3 separate regions of the Homo sapiens genome follow, and all the other regions are linked to region 1. Evidence: chromatin contacts called from ENCODE Hi-C or POLR2A ChIA-PET data. All regions are on one chromosome and are shown on one strand. The core of a region is the stretch at or near the end of the contact, and the rest is flanking DNA. Distances in the headings are between cores, read along the strand shown.

Region 1 (5,108 bases), core at 1,169-3,668:
CATGGTACTGTATTTACATGTAAGTTCAACCAGTTAATACTGTTCCACAGATCAGCGAATCTTTGCTAATTTTATTTGTCTTTTTTCTTTCTGTGCCTCAGTGTGGATATTATTGTGTGCTTCAAGTTCATTATCTTTCTCGTGCCAAATCTGCTATTAATCCCATTATTAATAGTAATATGGAAATTGTGAATGTGATGCTGATGAATGCAGAACTCTATTGTCTTTCTGTAAAGAATGTTGAGCTTTCTTCTAGGAAGTAGTTTGAGTGAATTGTGGATCAGTACAACCCTTTTGACACTTGTTAGAGTTTGTCCAGAGTTGTTTTTACTCTAGGGCAGTGGCTCTCAAAGTGTGGTACCTGGACCAACAGTATCAATGTCACCTTGGAGTGATGCTTAGCAATCTGTGTTTTAATACATCTCTAAGTTATTGTGATGTACTCTTAACTTTTAACCTTTTACCCCTTTAGAAAATATAAGTGCAGCTTACTGCCAGTGCTTTTTTAACGTTACATAAACATGGGTCTTTGAGGCTGAAGCAAATCTGACTGATTTTCAATGTGGAAATAAAATATAAAAACTGTTCTTAGAGTTATTTTTAAACTGAACTAACATCAGAATCACCTGAATCATCAGAATCGTCTATTTCGGAAAAATTAGATTCAGCCAATAACTGTTTGAGAACTGTGTTAACATCATGTGTAGGAATGCTATGTTTTCTAGGATTTGACATTTTTGGTGATTGAGAATTACTACATTTTGTAAATGGATATATCACTACCAAAAACAGAATGGTACAAATAGAATGATGTATTTTGTTTCCAAAGTTGATATACTAGAGCAATGTGAAAGTAATAATTAAAATGAGATATTACATGGCAAAGTTATCTCAGGGTAAACGCTGCAGCCGCAAGTGCCACTGGTGAGTATTCTCTGGGCAGATGGGAAAAGGATCAAGAACCACTACTCTGGAGCTAGTTCAGCCTTACTACTAGGATGTAACCCTTCTGGAGTCTCTGTGCAGTGCTCTAGATATTCAATGAGGTCTCTCTCCTTTACCTTGTCAAAATGTCTCACAGTCTTATATGAGTACTGGGAATTATTTAGATTAACATTCATGGTACTTTGTTTGTTCTTATGGAATTTACTCTATGTATGTGCAGCTTAATTTTCAGTCATAGTCTCAAGGGGAACCCTGTGTAGATTTCCTGAGCTCTTCTCTGCATAGCTCTTCCTCTTTAGCACTCTGCCCTGAAGAGTCCATCTCTTTCCTCCTCTTTAAACTCTGAACTCTGTCACCCTAACTTAGTAAGACCTCTGTACTCTGCTTGGGGTTATCATTCCTTGTGGTGCATTCCAGAAAGTGCTTCCAGACAGACATCAGGGCGACCTTGTTCATTTTCCTTTTCTCAGGGATCACAGTCTTAACACTAACTTTTGTCTGAGGTGTGACAGTAACTTTTTTGTATATTTTTCCAGTTTTTTCAGTGTTTACAGTAGGACAGATCTGGTACTAGTTATTCTGTTATAGCTGGAAGTCCAGGTACTTATTTTTTATGGTCATGAGGCTACATAGAAGCTCATTATATGAGGAAAATAAATGCTGTACTAATTTCTTCACATGATTTCAGGCAGCACTAGAGTGCTATATGATACATATTAGGCACTGTGCTAGCATAGGAGGATTAAAACCCAAATGGGATAGTGCCTTTGTCTTCAAAGATCTCATGACCTACAAGAGTGGACTGGTATATAAACAACACATTCCAAGTCAGTTTGTGATAAAGGCAGCATGAAATTATATAAAGGCCATAGACTTTGAAATCAGATAGGCTTTGGTTAAATCCCAACTCCATGACTTACTATTGTATTATGCAACCTCTCACATCTTTAGTTTTCCAACTGCAGAATGGAGATAATAGTACGTTATAGGACTTCTGAGAAGGTTAAATTAAAATTCTTTTATAAAGCACTTGACTTGGCATATCATAGAGGTTCATTAAGTATTAGGTTTATTTCCCGTTAGAATACACATAGGATAGAGGAGCAGTTAATTTTTATTATTACTATAGAAATCTTCAGGGAGGAAATGATATTTAAATTGTGCCTTGAAGGTGGAGTAGGGTTTTGATATGTGTTAGATGGGTTCCAAGGACATTCTACTTTTAAGGAACTAAATGAGCAAGGGCTCAAAGGTGTAAAACGTGGGGAAGGCTGTAAATACACTTATGAATGTCAGCATAGTCCAGAACCTTAGGAAAAGCAATTTAGGTCTTAAAAACAAACAAACAAACAAAAAGACAACAAAAAACTAGTAGTAGGAATGTAAAAATGAAGAAAAAAAGAACAAACAGAAAGTCTAACCCCATAGTAAAAGTATACTTCCTTAGGCCATTCCTATTTATTGCCATGACTAATAAATTTGGGAATGCCTGTGGAAAATTCCTGTGGGCTGATCTTTTCTTAACCACTATTCAAGACTGCTTTACGTTGATAGTCTAAGCCGATCATTTCATTAATATTAAACTCCAGAGCTCATTCCCGAGTTTCCAAGAATTTGCTGAATTGCTTTTCTCTGTTATCTGCTTCTTTGGGTAACTTCCATATTTTTCTTTCTTGCCCTGTAAAAATTGATTTCCTAGGTTTTCCAAGTGATTGATAATGTGACAGTACTATAAAGACTTTTCTTAGACTCTGGTATGTTCGCATTTAGTACAAATACTGTCAAGGGTTTTATAAAGTGTATAACTAATATACTTTCTACATATCTTTTACTAGGGAATTCTAAACTTAAGTATTTTATTTCATTGAGGTTAAAATATGTCCTGTTAAGATTTTTTTTCTCTTTTAAATTATTAGTGTTTTGCATTGTTAAAAATCAGCTGGCTTCTTGGATTGAGTTTACTTCACTTTTCCAGTGGGTAACTTTTATCTGACCTTTAGGTCTGTAATTGTTTGGTTTGTTTTCTGAAGCTATGGAATGTTTTGGAAAAAATAAGCCTCATGGAGAAGGGCTATTATCCCTGAAAATGATGAGACCGGAAATGAGAAAAGCAAAAATCAGATATCACCCTTGACCATGTGGATTTCAGTTTTTAAAAAGTCTTTATCCTCTGTCTCTGAGAACCATTATTTGGAAGTCTGTTTCTCTGCCTCTCTGTGATAAGTTCTCACCAAAGATCCTCTTGTGTTTTTATTAGAATTACATCGAATTCATAAATTGGGGAGAATTTATGTATTTATAATATTGAATCTTTTCATTTATGAAAATGGTTTATTTCTCTATTTAGGTATTCTATAATATTATAGACTTTTGTCCTCAAAGATCTTACAAATCATAATTTGGTTAGATTTATTCATGGGTTTTTAATAGTTTTTAAAAAATGGGATCTGTTTTTATTATGTAATCCAATCAGTTCTTGGATCAGAAAATTGATTTTTATATTTAAAGTCCAGCAAAACTGCTTTGCATGCTTATTAAAATGGCTTGCAAACTATCGTATATTTTCTATGGAATCATATATGCAGTAGCAGTTTTTCTTCTATTCCAAACCTCATACTTCTTTATTCTTGAATAGAAGTGTCATAGTGGGATTTTTTCTTATTCCTGATTTCCGGAGACTCCAATATATCATTTTTCATTTTAGAAAGTTTATTTTTCTTGCTATATTGGTGGAAGCTTTTTTCTTAAGTGATGAATCAATGTAAAATTTTATACTTTTTTATTTTGGAAATTTCTAGTTTATTAGGGTCCTCTTTTAATGGACAAGGCAGTAGAGACTCAAAAAGGTAATGGAGTTTATTTATTTATTTATTTATTTGATTTTCAACTTTTAAGCTCAGGGGTGCATGTGCAGGATGTGCAGGTTTGTTGCATAGGCAAATGTATGCCATGGTGGTTTGCTGCATAGATCATCTCATTACCTAGGTATTAAGCCCAGCATCTGTTAGCTATTCTTCCTGATGCTCTCCCTCTTCCCATCCCCCACCATCCAAGGCCCCACTATGTATTGTTCCCCTCCATGTGTCCCTGTGTTCTCATCATCCAGCTCCTACTTACAAGCGAGAACATGTGGCGTTTGGTTTTCTGTTCCTACATTAGTTTGCCGAGGATAATGGCCTCCAGTTCCATCCGTGTCCCTGCAAAGGACATGGTCTCAATTTTTTTATGGCTGCATAGTATTCCATGGTGTATACGTACCACATTTTCTTAATCCAGTCTATCACTGATGGACATTTAGGTTGATTCCATGTCTTTGCTATTGTGTATAGTGGTGCAGTGATCATATGTATGTATGTATCTTTATAACAGAATGATTTATATTCCTTTGGGTATATAAGCAGTAATGGGATTGCTGGGTCAAATGGTATTTCTGCCTCTAGGTCTTTGAGGAATCGCCATACTGTGTTCTACAATGGCTGAACTAATTTACACTCCCACCAACAGTGTAAAAGTGTTCCTTTTTCTCTGCAACCTTGCCAGCATCTGTTGTTTTTTGACTTTTTAATAATAGTCATTCTGACTGATGTGAGCCATTGTGGTTTTGATTTGCATTTCTCCAATGATCAATGATGTGGAGCTTTTTGTTATATATTTGTTAGCTGCATGTATATCTTCTTTTGAGAAGTGTCTGTTCATGTCCTTTGCCTACTTTTTAATGTTTTTTTTTCCTTGTAAATTTGTTTAAGTTCCTTGTAGATGCTGGATGTTAGACCTTTGTCAGACAGATATATTGCAAAAATTTTCTGCCATTCTGTTAGAAACTATAATCAGCTTGATGATAGTTTCTTTTGCTGTGCAGAAGCTCTTCAATTAGATCTCATTTGTCAAGTTTTGCTTTTGTTGCAATTGCTTTTGGCATCTTCATCATGAAATCTTTGCCTGTGCCTATCTGCTGAATGGTATTGCCAAGATTTTCTTCTTGGGTTTTTATAGTCAGGGTTTTACATTTAAGTCTTTAATTAATCTCGAGTTGATTTTTGTATATGGTGTAAGGAAGGAGTCCAGTTTCAATTTTCTGCATGTGGCTAGCCAGTTCTCCCAGCACCACCTATTAAATAGGGACTCCTTTTCCCATTGCTTGTTTTTGTCAGATTTCTTGAAGA
Region 2 (5,108 bases), core at 760-3,259, 56 kb before region 1:
AAAGTAGTTGGACCTGCTGGTTATAATTCATAGAGAATTTTCAAGTGTGTTTAATAAAGTCTCTCATATAATTATAACAGAAATAAGTAATTGGAGGGGAAAGGTTAAAATCCTGTAGAGGTTTAAGAATCAGTTAAATATGAGGCAGTGTGCTTGGATGAGACAACTAACTAGGAGCTGCTTCTCTTTGCTGATTTCTCTGAACTTTCCTTTTGAGATTTTTTCCTCTTTACTTTCGTAATGCATTTTGCAACTTTCATTAAAAAAATCCATCAATGTTTAAACTTCTAACAAATAAACATATCCTAGTCCTATTATGGAAATCACAATGTAGCAGAGAATAGCTTGACTTCAGCTAGAGAGAGGTTAATGATAGGAACCCTAAGGATTGATACCAAGATCATGCTTGTTTAGTGTTTTAATGACTCCAGAAGGAAATGGTGAAATCTGCTGATGACACCAAATTGTTTTTGCTGATCCAAACAAGGATTTCTGGGAAGCTTCTTCAGAGTATTTGGAATAGTAGAAGAATTGAGAAATATGGTGGCAGACACACTGAACTTAAAGTGAAGGTTTACGTGAAGTAGCAGGAGTAACGTCAATACGTTGAAGTTACAAAGCCTGCCAAATCTTCCAAAAGGAAGATTACGGAGTCTATAGTTTCATGAAAGGAAGACTTAAGACAAAGAACATTTATACATATAGCAAATGAAAACTATTATGGGAATAGTTGCAATTATAAAGTTCAGTGACTTAAAAATATGATGTCTGAATTTCTTTTTAAATGTCAGCAGTAGTATATCTAAATAGGTGTTGTTTCTCTCGAAATGGTCATAGAAGATTATATACCCATTTTATGCATGCTCCTTTCTTGGTACGTTCTTTTGTCAGTTTTCTGTGGTGGCAGGTCTTTATTTTGCAGGCTGTTTTGAATTTTGAAACAGTCAACTGTCACTTAAAGCCAAGTGTGATAAATAAGATGGGTGGTCAAACTAAGTAATAGATTTAAATATATTAAATATATTAAATGAAATATAAAGTAGTAAAACTTATTTTCTTTTATTGCTTTCAAAAGTGATTCTAAAGGACATTACCAATGAGAAATTGCAAAAATGTTTGTGTACTAATAGTGTTAGATTAAGTTCTTGGTTGATAGATTTCACAAACATCACTTATTTAGATATGTAAGTTACAGGGCTTGTACTAATACACATTTTATTATATTGGAGACAAACCATGTTTATAAGTGACCTTTTTAAAATGTTTTCTTTATGCTCCCTAAATATACACTTAGGGAGGAAGAAGGAGGTTTTGAATTAACTGGAGATTTCCCTAATGTGTTGAATTTTTCTGACTAAAGCCTACATTTTTGTAAAGAAAAAGACCCTGTGGGATAAAAAATACGATAGGCACTATCACAGGAGCTGTGGGCTGGCCATCTATATCCATCCATCTATCTATTATTCCACCCATCCCTCCATCCATCCATCCATTTATTTAATTAAGTTATTTTTAACGGTTGGCTCTGGAGTTGACATTCATTTATTTTAAAAGAACAGTGAATCATAGCTCTTTTCCTCAAGATGCTTGCTTTTATTTGCATGGTGGCATATTGATTAAGTACTCAGAACACTATTTGACATATGGTAAGCCCTCAATAAAAGTTTGTTATTATTATGACTGTACTTCTCCCCTCTAATGTATAGAGGTAAACATTTTGGTTCCTATTGTGACACGTGGGTTATAATGAGTTAGGGCCTACTTAAGAAGAAAGTGGAAAGAAAGCGGGTAAAATTGTTGCTCAGATACTAGCATGTGGGTGGAGATATAGATATAGATATAGGTATAGATATAGATAGTGTAGGTATTTACATCTAAGTATATTGTATAAAGTGACGGATTCTGAATTTGCTACATTTCTCATTTCTTCAGCACTCTGGGATAAAACCAGCAAAAATGATGTGATCTGAACAGACACAGTAGATGGCGCTGTAGGACTTAGTTTTTAAAGAAAACAGTACAGCCAGGGGGAGTGGGGGCATGGAGTGGGAAGAAAACTAAAGCACATTTTAATGGGCTCTTTTGTACCACCAAGACAATTTCATCTTAGAGTACGTGCCTCTAAGAAGTAAAGATTTTTTTTTTTTTTTTTTTTTGACAGAGCTGGAGAATAATTTTAGGAAAACTAAATCTCCCTGTTGCTATGTTTGTGCCAGCTTTGTCACTTGGAAAGTATTAGTTGTTTTAAGCCACAAATATATAAGGAAGTTATTTTCTTTCAAAACATTGCCTTATTTATGAGGGTTTTGTTTGTTTGTTTTAGCTGTCTTTGTCTCTGTATTTTAATATTTTTGCTCCTAGCTTTTTTGGCCCTTTGTTGTTTCATAAAAACGTGGTTGTAAAGTTAATTTGAACCATATCAATATGACTATAATGTCATATTTTAAAATTCAGCTATATTTTAATAGGCCTTAAAAATACAGGTTTACATTAAAGAGTAACATAGTGTTTTTGATACTACCGTAGTGTGTTTATGTACTTGATCTTATTTAATCTTAGTACTAATTGTATGAATTTTATTATTCACTTTTCTAGGTAAATAAACTATATCAGAGATACTTAGTAACTTGCCAAGCTCACATACCTAGTGGTTGAACTAGTAGTTGCTGCAAGAGTTTCGCCAGCATATTAAAGTTGTATTTTTTGAGCACTTACTGTGTGCCAGGCAAGCTAACCACTGGAAATACTATAGTGTCCAAAGCTGACCTGGACCCTGCCCTTATGGACCTTACAGTTATTAGATACCCCACAGACATTTTTTGAAATCTGCTGGATTGAGAGTGGGTCATGAAGATGAATTTGAATCATTGTGATTGTTGGATAAGCCAGAGAGCCCTTTCACCAAAAAGAAAGTAAGAATCATACCTACCTTGAATATATTACTGTATTAAAATATTTGTTTTAGTTGTACTCCCTGTAGCCAAGGGAAAGGCAAGACCTCCTTTGGCTACAATGAGTAACTAAACTGTCTTCTAGATAAGAATCAGGAAGAGTAAGGAAAATCTGGCTATACTATAATGTCAAAATTTTCCACTGATTAAATGGTATTAAAATATCTAAAGCAAGAAGGTGTTAGTTAGCAGTGGAAGTCTGAGAGATTAATGTGGTTTGTGTACAGCCTAAGACCATGTTAACTTCTAATTGGCTTCTCTAGTGCCATTTGGTGAGATCTTTTAGAGTACAGCCAGCTTAGTGATACCCCAAATTGCCAAGTACCCCTTTCATCTTGGGACATTAATTGTCAAAAATCTTTGAATTGATTTTTCTTCAGAAAGCTTCACTTTATTATTTTCACACAATACCAAGTTCTCATGATATTTATGGGTATGTGATTGGTGAGAAAACAGACCAAGAGTTGTTTTTTGTTTGTTTGTTTTTTGTGACGAAGTGTTGCTTTGTCGCCCAGACTGGAGTGCAGTGGCGCAATCTCTCCTCCCGGGTTCAAGCGATTCTCGTGCCTCAGCCTCCCGAGTAGCTGGGATTACAGGCACACGCCACCACGCCCAGCTAATTTTTGTATTTTTAGTAGAGATGGGGTTTCGTCATGTTGGCCAGGCTGGTTTCGAACTCCTGACCTCAGTTGATCCACCCGCCTCAGCCTCCCAAAGTGCTGGGATTACAGGCATGAGCTACCATGCCCAGCCCAGACCAAGAGTTTTAAATTGAGGTCCATGATTGGGTTTCAGTAAGTGTATGGAATGTCTAAAATTATATAAAATTTTATGTGTATGTACTTAGAATTATTCTGGGAAGAAAGTCCATAGTCTGCACAAATTTCTCAGTGAGTTTCATAACCCTTAAAAGGTTAAAAGTGGTTGTAACTAGACTTTATCAAAAGGGGTGTTCAAAAGTCACTCCAGTTCAGGATTGTGGAAAGATAACTGTCTTCTCAAATAGGCATCTTAGAGGAAGGGCTGTTTGGGTTCCTTTTAAGAACTGTAATCTTGAGATGTGGAGTGAATTTGGGATTTGAAAATCCCAAAATAGAGTTTTGGAACTCTCAGCTCTTAGTGATATATTCTGTTTTGAAATGAGGGATACCTTTCGGGGAATTTGAAAATACTTTTTTCTAATTCAACTTTTAATCAGATAAATGATTATTTTTGAAAAATGAAATAGAAAGTAATAGGAAAGGGGGAAAAGTTGTTATGTCTCTTCGTGGAATAAATAGCTAAAGAAATTAATTTCTAAATTTTAAATTTCATCCCTGGTTAAAATAGTTCCTCTTTTTTGTTGTTGTTGTTGTTGTTGTTTTTTGTTTTGAGATGGAGTCTCACTGTTACCTAGGCTGGAGTGCAGTGGTGCAATCTCGGCTCACTGCAACCTCCGCCTCCCCAGTTCAAGCAGTTCTCTGCTTCAGCCTCTCAAGTAGCTGGGGCTACAGGCACTCGCCACCATGCCCAGCTGATTTTTGTATTTTTAGTAGAGACATGGTTTCACCATCTTGGCCAGGCTGGTCTTGAACTCCTGACCTCGTGATCCACCCGCCTCGGCCTCCCAAAGTGTTGGGATTACAGGTGTGAGCCACTGCACTTGGCCAAAAGAGTTCTTTTAGAGAAAACAAAAGTCTTTGATATAAGCAATATGATCATACAAATGGATATTGTGCTTTTTTAAAACAAACAAAACACACAGGTTTAAGGAGAGAAGGTATGGATATACTACTTCTGTCTTCCCTATCTTCTGCCATATTCTAAGCTTTGCATATGTTCTCCTGAGGAACAGGATAGTTATAACTTAAACTTGCATTTATATATTTCTGATTAAGTTGTTAACTATGGTTCTAGATAGAAGAATAAAGAAGTAAAATTAGATTTCTTAATTTGATATATTTAAGTCCCTTATTTTGATCTAATATATTTGATAAAATAGTAATCTTTTAATAGTAGCCCTGTTATACATAATAATAATACCTATCAGATAGGGTTGTGGTGAGGATTAGACCATATAGTAAATGTAACATGTCTAGTGCTGTGCCCTGAACTTAACACGTGCTTATTAAATATTAACTATTGCTATTACCATTATCATCATCATTAATAAACATC
Region 3 (5,108 bases), core at 1,420-3,919, 36 kb after region 1:
TTTGACCACTTCACAGCCCTTCCCGCAGACTGCTTGGAGATGGCTCAAGTGGAACCTGTTGATAAATTAATGATCCTCTTTTTCCCAGTCACCATTGAGCCAAAGTAGGCTATGGGGCTGAATCATCCCAGACAGGGATGAATGAATGTTCTGAAAAGCTGAAACATAAACTGTCAGTTAAGATGCATTTTCTTCAAGTTTATTTGTGACAGATGATGGAAGGTAGTTGATATTGACTGAGTTTGATTGTTTCTTAGGAACAATCACAGTCATTTGATTGTTGTTCCTAAGAAAGTAGTCTTTTTAAAAAAACAAAATCTGAGATACAAATGAATCACTATATGTTAATTTTCCTTGCCCTTCTTAGGTGACCACTGACTATATTTTACCAGTTGTTAATGTAGCTTTGGGGGGGATTTTGTTCATTTTTTTGGTGCACCTTGGATAAAAAATAATTGGAAATATTTCTCATTTTGCAATTACTGACTTTTCATACTACTGGAATACAGGATTTGTCAGAGTTCTTATCTGACCCAGAATAGATTAGACACGTTTTAAGATCAGTAAGAATCATCTGCTTTTTTTTTTTTTGGTGGTGGGGTGGGAACATGGTCTTGCTCTATTACCCAGGTTGGAGTGCAGTGGTACACTCACAGCTTACTGCAGCCTCTACCTCCTGGGCTCAAGCAATCCTCCTACTTCAGGCTCCTGAGTAGCTGGGACTACAGGTGCTTGCCACCATGCCCAGTTAATTTTGTATTTTGTGGAGTCAGAGTCTCACTGTGTTTCCAAGGCTGGTCTCGAACTCTTGGGCTCAAGTGATCCTCATGCCTTGGCCTCCCAAAGTACAAGTATTGCAAATGTGAGCCATTGTGCCCAGCCTATTTGTCTTCTTAAGCCTACAATAAGAATGTTGAAAAGATAGTTTATTTATATAACCCCATTTGATACAAAATTCACATCAAATAGAGTTAATTAAATAATGGATGTCCCTTGTTCATCATTTCAGGCAGATACAAATACCACTTTTAGCAAAAAAGGTAAATCTCTTGTTTTAAGTTACCCAGACGAAGATTATATAGAAAGTTAGGGTAATGACATTCCCAAGGCAAAAGTTCTTCAGGGAAAAATAGTAAGCCATTTCAGTTTCTCAATTTCTGGAGGGCTTATCTGAAGGGATTGGGATGTCTAATATTGCAAATTAGGCAAATTGTGCACATTTATCACCATGCACCTTGGATTTCAAGCAGAAATAAGAGGAGGATTTGACTGAAGGGAATTAACTTTGGTCTTCCAAACTTAAATATATACCAGATGTGTACTGTGGAAGGATCTTCCTGGTTACAGTATAACCTCTGGTTCTTTTGGACTCTTGCTAACTTAATTTACCCAGTTCTTTTCCCGTATAGAAATTAGACTGTGGATTGTTTCTGTGGATTATACTCATGGATTTCTGTGGATTATACTCATGGATTTTATTGTTTTATCTTATTTACAGATTCTGACTTTTTTCTTTTCTTTCTCTTTTTAAAAATAACTTAAGATGTTTGTTTGGAAGATTGGCAGGATGTTCGTTTTACAGTGTTCAAAAATGAGTTGTTTGTGTTTTATGTATATGCCCAAATACTCTGTGAAAACATAAACTGATAAAAGGAAAATTAATTCCTATCTTTATAAAGTGAAGAATTGTTTTTTTTTAACAAATTAACATATCCTGAGTTACATTCTTGAGTGAGATATGAGAATTTAAACATATAACATGAATACCCCCAGTTTTGAGTGCTAATATGCAAGGAAAGGCTTTCCTCATTACTGTTTTACAACTTTTATGCTCCATAAGGTTGATTCTCAGTGCTAGTTCTCTTTCAGAGAGAAGATTCAGTAAAAAACACTGTATACCAGTCCTTAATAACTTAAATGCAAATACTGGCATATATCCAGAAGCTAAGGTTCAATTAGGTGTAGTTGTTTCATCTTACAAAATTATTTTACCAGCAAGAAATCTTGGCAGTTATATTGATGATTTCTCATGAAAGAGGCAAATGGGACGATAAAGAGGCCTGAAGACTATTTTTTAATACTAATTTTCTAATTCCTCATTTTTTTAAATGTCAGAAGCCAGGCCTTAGAAATCAAGCACCTGAGTTTTCCTCTGATTTTCTAATCATTACTGTGGTTATTCTAGTTGTCTCTTATCTGTTCGGAAGTCATAATGTGTAATGATGGCATAAGTGAATGTTAAAGAAGTGGAAATTTGATATGATCTAGATGGCAGTTTATTGGTTTAGTTTCAAAGACAATTTTACCTGGAAAATAAATAAGAAAGCTTATCAAGCTTTTCCCTGTTATCCGTGGTTTATCTGTTCCTTGTGTTTCATCTTGACCACCACTGGTCTTCCAGAAATCGCTAAAATCTCTCCTGCCTATGTCATTTCTTTTTCCTTACAAGATCAAAGCTTTTATGAGCATTATTTATTGTAGCCTCACAATATTCTAGAGAGCAAAGTAGAGGTTATGTGTCTCCATCTTTATTTTTAAAGCCAAGTGAGGAACAGATAAATCTCTTCGCTAACGTTACAAAATGAAGCAGTGGTAGAGGCAGAAATAAACTCCTGAGGCAGAAACATCTCCTAATTCTGGCCCTTACGTCTAAGATGCAGTAGACTGTTTGGCCTTTCTCTAAACAGGCCTTTGACATTTAGGGTATGTGGAAAGTATGTGCTCCCGTCAGAGTTTCGCTGTTTAGTTATTCTTTGCCTGTTAAAGTAATGACTAGAAGACTGGAGAAAGCAGAAAGAACATCCAAGTCTTATTTCAGCCTCTGCGTTTAGTACATGTGAGCTTTGGACAGAGAGTGCCTTTATTTCCTGGGAATTAACTTTTCTCTCTTTATACTTAGAAGGAATTTTTCTTTGGGGCACTGCTGATATTGAGAATTTGGGGGAAATTATTATTTTTTTCATTCAAGTTTTATGTGTGAAAACATATATTCCAATACTAGACCACACTGAGAGGATTTGGGGAGATGACTGCAAAGTTTTACATTTTAAAATGTAGGTTTAGTGCCTTTTTTTTAAACCTGAAAGTCATTGCAAAAATCGATTAAATTTTAAAATTGACTTAATTCATCAATCTATATTGCTATAAAGTTTTTTAAAAACTAACAACTTGTTTGCCCTATGACAAATATTTTTAAAAATAATTTTCAACTGTATTTTTATTTCAATATTTATCACCCTGTGGTTATTTTATTTTATGATTTTAGCTGTTTCACTTTTTTTTTTCTTTAGTATCCATAATTGCTGATTGGGAATTTTTAACACAAGACAGGAATTGTTACCCTCCCTCCCCCCCTCCCTTCCTTCCTTCCTTCCTCCCTCCCTTCCTTTATCCTTTCTCCTTTCTCCTTTCCCTCCCCTCCCCTCCCCTCCCCTACCCTCCCCTACCCTACCCTCCCCCCCTCCCCCCCTCCCCTCCCCTCCCCTCCCCTCCCCTCCCCTCTCCTCTCCTCCCCTTTCCCCTCCCCTCCTCTCCTCTCTTCTTTTCTTTTTTTCCTTTCTTTGTCTTGCTCTGTCACCAGGTTGGGGTGCAGTGGCACGCTCTCGCTCACTGCAACCTCCGCCTCCTGGGTTCAAGCAATTCTTGTGCCTCAGCCTCCCGAGTAGCTGGGATTACAGGCACGTGCCGCCACACCCAGCTAATTTTTATATTTTTAGTAGAGACAGGGTTTTACCACGTTGGCCAGGATGGTCTCAATCTTCTGACCTCGTGATCTGCCTGCCTTGGCCTCCCAAAGTGCTGGAATTACAGGTGTGAGCCACCGTGCCTGGCTGCCTCTTTCTTTTTTTAAAGGGCTGCTTTTCATATTGACCTACATGACTAAACCTGAGTTATAATTCAGAAGAAACAGTTGAACTATTGTGTGCCATCTTGTCATAAAGCGCAGGTTAGCACAAATGTCTTGCCAATGTCTTAAATGTTGCAATTTTTGTAAAATCTTCCGTGTGCCTCCAACATCTCCAGTTGGTGAACAGATCTCACTGTATTTATCCCTGTTGTGTTCTTCCACATGTTTGTTTTGCAGCATAATAACACTTGACAGTTGTAAATTTTTCCGTATGTTCTGTTTTGTAGAGATAAACAATGTACTTTCTGTGTATTTCCCTGAGCTTTGAAGACTTAACTTTTGAAATAAACAATTCCATAGGATTTTATAGGAGGCTTTGGTACGTTATTCACACAAACTATTCTCCTTGAAAGGGAAGGTAGTTGAATGTTCATCCTTTTGATATAAACTGGTTAACTGAACTTTTCCAAGGGATCAAGCACAACTTAACTGCTTTTAGCTTTGCAACCAGGGCAATGCAGACCAGACCAGTGTTTGAAAGTCTTTAAAAGTATTATTTGACATCATAAATGACCATTCTGTGGAATAAGCTCTCTAATTCTCTGAGTGGTTTACTTCAGTTAGAGGGATTAGTGAATTAGCTTTGGATTTGCTTATAATTTCCTCTTTTATCTTTTACAAATTAAAAAGTTGGTATCGGCATGTAATGATAGCATCTAAAACATTTATGTTGTGGTGGTTGTATCATAGAAAACATTCTTTAGGATTCAATTATAAGCAGCCTCCTTCCATTAGCATGTCAAGTTTTTCTGAGCAGTTTTATTTGTGAAAAATCAGTACAGATATTTTTATTCATAGCTTGATATCCTTTTTTTTTTTCTTACTCAAATGAATATCTGTTTCCTACCTTTCTCCCTCAAGATGCAGTGGTGCTTTTATTATTTGATTTTGTAAAGCCTGAAGGGCAGAAATATTTCTTAAGTTTTCCATTGTTAACTACAAACTTGGCTATATAAAATATACAAATCATAATATCTGTATGGTTATTTTTATTGTCATTTCTTTAACACACAAAATTTATCACATTTATGCAAGAATTTTTTAACTTAGAAAACTCAAAATTGATATGTAAATTGGGTGGTAGCAACAATGTGTGGGATGTGGTACGTGGCCAATGATGTGTTGGAGGCAGCCCCCACCAGCTCCCAAGATCTAGTGATTAAATTTTCAGAAATTTTGTGAGCCAGTTATCAGTAAAAAT

The links. A loop is a pair of places that touch in the nucleus more often than their neighbours do. ChIA-PET counts read pairs that join two places held with the same protein, here RNA polymerase II (POLR2A). Pooled maps may share reads with other maps.
Region 2: a loop to region 1 is called in a pooled map, with 3 times the contacts of the local background. The contact joins two enhancer-like sites. A Hi-C loop is called at or near these places in 1 of 168 maps with a recorded cell type or tissue (PC-3) and 1 of 50 pooled maps. POLR2A ChIA-PET finds 5 or more read pairs at or near these places in 4 of 52 experiments (AG04450, IMR-90, PC-3 and 1 more).
Region 3: a map of aorta shows a loop between it and region 1 (1.9-fold over the local background). The contact joins two enhancer-like sites. A Hi-C loop is called at or near these places in 4 of 168 maps with a recorded cell type or tissue (PC-3, aorta, mammary epithelial cell and 1 more). POLR2A ChIA-PET finds 5 or more read pairs at or near these places in 2 of 52 experiments (Panc1 and T-cell).

What each region holds. Positions count from the first base shown.
Region 1 is chr14:67,997,718-68,002,825 of GRCh38, forward strand. All of the region lies in intron 7 of RAD51B (RAD51 paralog B), which reads left to right. Among named protein-coding and RNA genes, the nearest start is that of RAD51B, 180 kb to the left of the region's middle. Within about 2 kb of position 2,419, at least 5 of the 41 ENCODE cell types and tissues checked have a DNase peak (open chromatin) inside an H3K27ac peak, as active enhancers do.
Region 2 is chr14:67,942,067-67,947,174 of GRCh38, forward strand. The region is part of intron 7 of RAD51B (RAD51 paralog B); the gene reads left to right. Among named protein-coding and RNA genes, the nearest start is that of RAD51B, 120 kb to the left of the region's middle. Within about 2 kb of position 2,010, at least 5 of the 41 ENCODE cell types and tissues checked have a DNase peak (open chromatin) inside an H3K27ac peak, as active enhancers do.
Region 3 is chr14:68,033,687-68,038,794 of GRCh38, forward strand. The region is part of intron 7 of RAD51B (RAD51 paralog B); the gene reads left to right. Among named protein-coding and RNA genes, the nearest start is that of RAD51B, 220 kb to the left of the region's middle. Within about 2 kb of position 2,670, at least 2 of the 41 ENCODE cell types and tissues checked have a DNase peak (open chromatin) inside an H3K27ac peak, as active enhancers do.